Linked DNA regions of Homo sapiens: region 2 is linked to region 1. Evidence: chromatin contacts called from ENCODE Hi-C or POLR2A ChIA-PET data. All regions are on one chromosome and are shown on one strand. Each heading gives the region's core, a stretch centred on a gene start or an enhancer-like site at or near the end of the contact. The rest is flanking DNA. Distances are from core to core; before and after follow the strand shown. Region 1 overlaps HTT (huntingtin). Region 2 overlaps RGS12 (regulator of G protein signaling 12).

What was found. Hi-C counts contacts between places; a loop is a spot of excess contacts on that map. ChIA-PET counts read pairs that join two places held with the same protein, here RNA polymerase II (POLR2A). Pooled maps may share reads with other maps.
Region 2: a loop to region 1 is called in a map of K562, with 2.1 times the contacts of the local background. The contact joins two enhancer-like sites. A Hi-C loop is called at or near these places in 4 of 168 maps with a recorded cell type or tissue (K562, endothelial cell of umbilical vein, heart right ventricle and 1 more) and 2 of 50 pooled maps. POLR2A ChIA-PET finds 5 or more read pairs at or near these places in 1 of 52 experiments (activated CD4-positive, alpha-beta memory T cell).

Annotation. Positions count from the first base shown.
Region 1 is chr4:3,105,927-3,109,714 of GRCh38, reverse strand. It overlaps HTT (huntingtin), which reads right to left. Exons shown (of 67, transcript NM_001388492.1): 6 at 2,292-2,430. Among named protein-coding and RNA genes, the nearest start is that of HTT, 33 kb to the right of the region's middle. Within about 2 kb of position 1,759, at least 8 of the 41 ENCODE cell types and tissues checked have a DNase peak (open chromatin) inside an H3K27ac peak, as active enhancers do.
Region 2 is chr4:3,319,895-3,323,682 of GRCh38, reverse strand. The region is part of intron 2 of RGS12 (regulator of G protein signaling 12); the gene reads right to left. Among named protein-coding and RNA genes, the nearest start is that of RGS12, 29 kb to the right of the region's middle. Within about 2 kb of position 2,167, at least 7 of the 41 ENCODE cell types and tissues checked have a DNase peak (open chromatin) inside an H3K27ac peak, as active enhancers do.

The DNA of each region.
Region 1 (3,788 bases), core at 510-3,009:
AAAAAACACAGCTTTCTCATCAAATAAGAAACACAATCAAAGAAATATAATACGTAAGCAACCATGACTATTTACTTAGGCATAATAACGTACACACTGAATTCTGATAGAACTATAGTGAAAGTAAAAAAATGTCTAAAATTGAAAAAAAAAATAGCAGTAGAAGCATGTTATTTAGAAATGTGGAAGTTGCTGGGCGCAGTGGCTCACGCCTGTAATCCCAGCACTTTGGGAGGCTGAGGTGGGAGGATCACCTGAGGTCAGGAGTTCGAGACCAGCCTGACCAACCCGGAGAAACCCCATCTCTACTAAAAGTACAAAATTAGCCGAGCGTGGTGATGCATGCCTGTAATCCCAGCTACTAGGAGGCTGAGGCAGGAGAATCGCTTGAACCCGGGAGACAGAGGTTGTGGTGAGCCAAGATTGCGTCATTGCACTCCAGCCTTGGCAACAAGAGCAAAACTCCATCTCAAAGAAAAAAAAAGAAAGAAAGAAAGAAACATGAAAGTAAATATTGGAAGAAATACTAAGAGTTATGTTTGCCTGTGAGACACAAGGATTAAGAGAAAAAGTAGGAAGGGAACTACTATCTTTGTTTATAATCCTGTTGGTACTACTGAATTTCATTGATAATATATATATATATATTTTTTTTTTTTAAGAAATGGCATCTTGTTTTACCACCCATGCTGGAGTGTGGTGGCACAATCACAGCTCAGTGTAGCCTCGAACTCCAACTCCTGGGCTCAACCGAGCCTCCTGTCTCAGCCTCCTGAGTAGCTAGGACCACAGGCACATGCCATCATGTCCAGCTAATTTTTTTTCAGTTTTTTTAGAGATAGGGTCTCACTATCTTGCCCAGGCTGGTCTCAAACTCCTGGCCTCAAGCAATCCTCCTACCTCAGCCTCCCAAGTAGCTACAATTATAGGCACAAGCCACTGTACCAGGCTCTTGATAATAAATTTGAATAACCATAAATGAGCAGAGAGGTAGCAGAATAGATTTTTTTTAATGCCAAAGGTTCAGGAAGGAAGTAATTAACGGATTCTACGTTCAACAAAGTGTTAGCATCATCATACTCAAATGGTGATCGAAATCATGAAAATGATGAGAACTAAGAGTACAAAAATACCATCTATCATCTGAGCTCTGACAGCCAGAGATATCACAGAGGGGACTGCCTTCAACAGACCCCAGTGTACAGATGGGCAAACTGGCGCTGTGGAGCTCTCACAGCCTCTGACCACAAAGGAGCACCTACTCCCATTCCAAAGAGATGGTAATAAAAATAACAGCAGCAGAAACTACCATTTACTGAGCATGAAGAAATATTACACTAAATTCTTTAGATTCATCATCTCCCTTCGTCATTCCAAAACCCCATGACTAGTTTGAATATCTCCTTAGTATTAACAAGAAAACTTCGAAGCTCAAGAGAAAAAACATGAGAGAGGCTAACAGTTTATTCCAAATCATTCAGCTAATAAGAGCAGTAGCAGCTAACATCTAAGCCCTTCCCGTGGGTGACTATGCTACACTCTAACACATATTCCTTTATTTTACTCTCAGAGTTGCCCTATATGGGTCCCATTAAGGCTTATTTTTCAGAATACGAAGGAAATAGCTTAGAGCTGTTGGGCAGTTTGCCTAGAGGAAAATAACTAGTAAAGAGGACAGAATTCTAATCCAAGTCCATCTGATTCCACTCTACCCAGTGTGTATCATCACCTCCCAGGAGGGTCACTTGGGCTCAAACCCAGGACTGACCTACCAAAAAGGAAGAGGCTAAGAATCCTGTAATCTGTAGAGCATGTGACAGGGTCACTATTTCTGGACATTATAAACAAAACACTAAAGTGGGTTTGAAGATGATTTGTTGGAATGCACAACAGGAAGCCAACAGGCTCTGATAGCTGCAGGACGTTCAGACCCACAAGGCCTCGTCAGTGAGCTTTCTCCTACCTGCAGTCTTGGCACAGTCATCTTCCCGCAGCTAGGTTAAAGAGTCACTCTAGTACGCCGAAAACAAATCTGCTCTGGAAAAATGCCTTTTCAATTTGCATCTAGAAACCATCTCCCAATTCAACTCTTCACCCCACAGTAAGAAATGAGAAGTGGAAAGAAGTCCTTAGGTGCCTCAAAAATAACACAAATGATGGTAGTCTAAATTACGACATACAACATACCCCAAGAAGCACTCCCACAGGACTCCCTGTTCAGAAGCCCTCACCCTCCACAGACTCACTCACAGCATCACTCGCATGTTTGTGACCTGAGGCAACAATCATACCTTAATTTCATTGTCATTTGCAAAATTGCCAAAAGAAGCCATAATTTTGGGAACAGCTGCAGCCAAGGTCTCCTGGACTGATTCTTCGGGTCTCTTGCTTGTTCGAGTCAGGCACGGCAGAAGGTTCACCAGGTAAGGCCTGTGTATGCAAAAGAACGCAAGTCATTCTTCCAGCTCTCCTTCAGGAGAAACAGAAGCAATTCATTCCCTGTTAGGGAAAAGCCAGTTTTATATTCCAACAGTCCCTAATGGGATGGGGAAAACTCAGCTGAAAGAACAGGAGGATGAAATGTGGATGAAGCTCAAGTGTTGGGAGACATCCTTCATTTCTCTTATGATCACAGAGGATCTAAAAGGCTGGGTTTAAAAATTATTTGCAGTAAATCATAATACTTCTTAAAACACTCATTTTTAATTAGAAAATAAGTGTAAGAAAATACCATTTTAAAAACAAAAATTTTTAAATGGGAATAAAGCTTTCCTGAAAAAGGAGAATTATAAAATGGGGTTGTGGGGAGAGAAGAAAAGCCGAATGTGTAGGACACAGAGCAGTGAGTCACAGATCACAGGAATTCACCCAACACACAGAGTGACAGGGCAGGCCGGGTGCGAGGTGCCAGGAGTGGTGCAGCCCTGCCCTCTAGTGGCAGAGTCTGGCAACAAGCACGGCCTCAGAGGGTGGCTGGGGAAACCTCCCTAAGGAAGTGACTGTTCCGCTGAGAACTAAGGGGGAAAAAAAAACCATCAGGAGGAAGAAAAACCTGACTCTAATCAGACTAATGAGTCAATGCAGGGTGTCTGAGGTGACAGAGCCATTGACGAGTCTGGAATCTCTATCTAAACGGCACTGGGAAATGGGTACAAGAGTTTAAATAAGGGAATGACAAGACCCAGTTATATTCTTTAAGGTCACTTTGGCTGCTATGTGCAGAACCTGGATGTGTTGCTTCAGAAATATAACACATTTTTTTAAATGATAGTAAAAGAAAAAAGATTATACAAAAGGAAATTTCCTTAGTGATTATACCTCTGCAGCCATATAAGTTCTTTTCTGGATTTTGGTTTTTTTGAGACAGGTCTCACTCTGTTGCCCAGGCTGGAGTGCAGTGGTGCGATCTTGGCTCAACACGACCTCCACCTCCCAGGCTCAAGTGATCCTCCCACCTCAGCCTCTCGAGTGGCTGTGACCACAGGCACGCACCACCATGCCTGGCTAAGTTTTGTATTTTTTGTAGAGGCGGCGTTTCACCATGTTGCCTAGTCTGGGTCAAGCAATCCACCTGCCTTGGCCTCCTGAAGTGCTGGGATCAAAGGTATGAGCCACTATGCCCGACCCATATAAGATTCTTATTGAAACTCAGTTCATATTAATAGTGAGGGTTTAGACCACATTCCCAGTGACTCAGGATGGAGCTGAGGGTCTATGGGATATCAGCATCAGCATGTATTGCTGGTTAAGGAGAAGGAGGGAGCTGATGAAAAGTGGTCCTGCTTTTG
Region 2 (3,788 bases), core at 918-3,417, 210 kb before region 1:
ATTATTAAATATAGAAACAGTCTAAGGTTGCCATCAACTGGGGACTGATTCAGTAAGAAATGGCACAGGCATATGACATAATACCACGTGGCCACTACAATGAAGAAGAGTTTTTAAAATTGATATATAACTATGTACATGAGAAATTTGTTTTAGAAAAAAGTAACTCACAGCAGTATGTCACATGTATTTTCAATAAAGGGAAGGAAAAGGAAGAGAATATCCAAGAGCCTGTGCAAACAGAGTAAGTCCATGAAAGGAAGCGAACTCTGAACTGCAGCTCCCCGCGCGGAGCGGGGCAGAGGCAGCAGCAGCATCTAAGGCTCTGACTCTTACAGTGCTGTTCGCATTGTGTCTGTGATTGTACCTTTGGGTATGTCGTCATGAACAAATGGTGGAGAATGAGATGATGAGCACCCACCAACACACTGCACCGCAAGAAATAAAACTGCACCAACACGAGCGAGGCGCCACGGCACCCCTCCCGGGAGAGGCCCCCCAGCCTGGTGCTTGCTCGTCCTCCCGCTCGCCCCTGGCTTGTCCTCCCACCGAGGGGCACGCGCCACCCTGGACAGCAGACTGCGCTGCTCACGGGCTTGAGGCTTCTGTATTTTGCCTTTTTTATGAGCGCGATTTTCAGATGTACTTCAGGTGATGCAGGTACCACTATCTCACTCAGATGTAGCTCTCGGGTACTCCAGTACACCCATAAGGTATTTCTCCATTCTCTGTTAATGGTCTTATCTCAGTAAGCAACAGTTGAGAAGGAACTCACTCCTGCAAATCCAACCTTCTGCGGGCAGCAGTCCTCAAGTGCTGTGGTCTCAGGACTCCTGGGAGTACCTACAAACGACTGAGCACCTCAGCGAGTCTTTATTTTTGTGGGTTTCAGCTACTGATGTTTCTCATACCAGAAATTAAACTGAGGAATTTAAAAATATGTATTCATTCATTTCAAAATTACACCAATCAATCCTTTACATATCACAAATAACATATTTTCATTTTTAAAATTTCCAAAATCCATTGTATGGAAATTTTAAGAATTTGGGTGCTGCTACTTAACCAGGTATTTTAATTAATTAATTTAATTAATTAATATAACTTTGAGTCAGTTTGCAGAGACACAGAATTAAACACGCTTGCCTTAAATGAAACACAAGGCAATCATTTTTGATGACAGAAGCATTTCGAGATCCTGGGTTCTCTTTCACATCAGCCCCTTTTGTTAGTCACAGGCCTGAATGCTTATCTCCATGAGAACCAGCTTGTGCTGGCTACAGACATTAGGCAGAGACAAAGAGCAAACTACACAAAAGGGAAAGCAGTCCACTTCCAAACATCATCTCACCCACTTCAAGAATTTCAGACCCTCAGCGAGTCTACAAGTAACTCAGCTCCCCTTCCTTGCTCCTCCCCAGAGGAGGGAGAAGCTGACAAGGATGAGCTGGCACAAGGTCACCACGTGGCTCGGTGTGCAGGGGGTTAGAGCTTTCCATCTCACCAAGGAGACGTAGAAATGCCGAGCAACAAGGGGTCTGGCTCGCTGGTCCCCAGGCTTTCACAGGAGCAAGTGGCCACTGAGGGCGGAAACCCGGGCTGAGCCTGCAGACAGCAGGATGGAGGCGGCAGTGACAAAAGCGTTGGCAAAGGACAACAATGGAGAATCTGGTGGCAGTTAGGACACAGAACTATTGGCCTTAGAGACCAACTTGTGACTAGATGCAGTATTATATTTCTTCTAATAGTCAGCTTATTTTGCATACAGATTAAGAAAGGCTGGTGCCAGTAATTTCAAAGGGAACGTTTAACATTCATAGAACTAGTAATAACTGTGTAGAGGGAATGCTGAAGATTGTTCTAGGGCTAAGGGCGAGTGCCTAAGCCAAGGACACCGTCAGCAGGGGCCCCTGCCCAGGCCTGGGCCTCAGAGCGCGCTGGACACCACATGCCTGCAGTCCACTGGGGGGAGGAGCTGACGTGGCTGTCCAGGCCGGAGCTGCTCCACAGCCACAGAAAACCCTGCCCTGGGGTGCAGGCAAGCCAAGGCGGACTCAAAAGCAGAAGCTGGGAGTGAGATGCCCTTGGGGGTGCTGAAGAAGGGTGCATACAGACGCTGGGTAGCCTAACGGGGCACTGTGCCAGACACCAAGGCATTTCTTCTCAGCGCCAAACCCACCCTGCCGTGCCCAGCTTCTGATCCTGGCACTGGGCCTTGAAGACCACATGGCTCCTGCCCAGGGGCTCAATGTTCAGCAATGGGCACAGGCACTGCCTCCCAGATGGAGTGGGGTGGACTGGCATGTGAGGGTCCCACATCGTTTTTCCTGGGGACTGGGGACAGCCACCAATCCTCACCTGGAGCTGCTTCACTCTCTCACAGCTGCGATGGACTCACAGTCCTGTCAGATAAGGCCCCTACTCTGGGTATCTAAGCCTCCCACGCCCACTTTTCTAGACTCAGCCCCTTTCCACACTGATGACCTTAGCCTTTCTTTTCTCTTTCAGCAGCTAACCTTCTTTTCCTTTGTTAACGATTCTGTATACTGAATTTTTCCTGTTCAAATTACTGCTGCGTTTCCTGTCTCCTGGCTGGATCCTGACTGATTCCACCTGAGTTTGTGCAAAGTAAAGCCCTGAAGTCCCCGTCACTAAGAATCCGGAGTCACGTGAAGCTCGCTGCCTGACACCATGGCACCCTCCAGGGGCCTCCTCTGCTCTCTCCCTCCCTGTGCCAACTCTGCTGCTTCTTCTAACTTCCAGGCACTTCCTGCATCCCTGCTGGCCCCTTCTCTCAGCACAGGCCAGCGTCCAGGTGGGGCCCTGATCGCTGCGGACGGTCACGGCCACCTTCGAAACTCTGCAGACCTGTCCACGGCGACGTCCGGACCCATCTTGTGGCCGCCTCATGACCCCTGGAAGCTTCTGCTGCTCTAACTGGGGAGGCTATGGGATCAGACTCACCTAACTACACAGGGAGGCCCACTTGGCAAAGTAAACAGCAACACTTAAACCTCAAGAGATTACAGCAGGAACCCATAAAACACAACACGTTACTACCTGTTTATTTTTAGATAGTGTATCACGCCACATTATGAAGGCCACTCCAAATCCCACACGGAGCGCCAGGGCTGTCTTGGTCCCAGCACTCACATGCCCTGTGACTGTGAGCAAGTCACCTGACAGCCAAACCTCAATCGCCTGGCCTGATGGCCTCAGGATTCCTATCAAGGTAAGGATGCACTCTGCAAAGCAGTGACCGCCACACCGTTATTTCCAACCCTGAGGACATGCTAGCTCCCCTTCTGCTCTGCTCCAGTGTGGGTGGGAACAGCCAGGACCCTCATCTTCACTGCAAAGAAGCCCAAGGCTGGCATCACAACCCCACCTATTCCCCCATGTCACCCGCCCCAAGGAGGAGTCCATTCACTGGTGGGATGGGGACGACAGCATTATCTGTCTCTCAGGTCCGCTGAGGACCATAAGCACCACTGCCAATTATCTAAAATGGCATCATACTCCCCACTGTCCAGGTCACTTTGAATTTCAAGGAGAAAGCAGGTGAAGGTGCCCTGTAATCCACAAAGAACCACATAAACACCAGTGTCAACCTTCACTACACCACAGCAGTGGAGAAAACACAGTTTTAAATATGTACTCAAAGAGATGAGGAATCTCCTGATTCCAAAGAACATTTTCACCACTTTCCAGGGCCCTTCACCTCCCATCCCTGCCCAATACAGGCAGCCCACACTGAGGCCAGCTCCCTGGGAGTGGCCCTGCCCCAC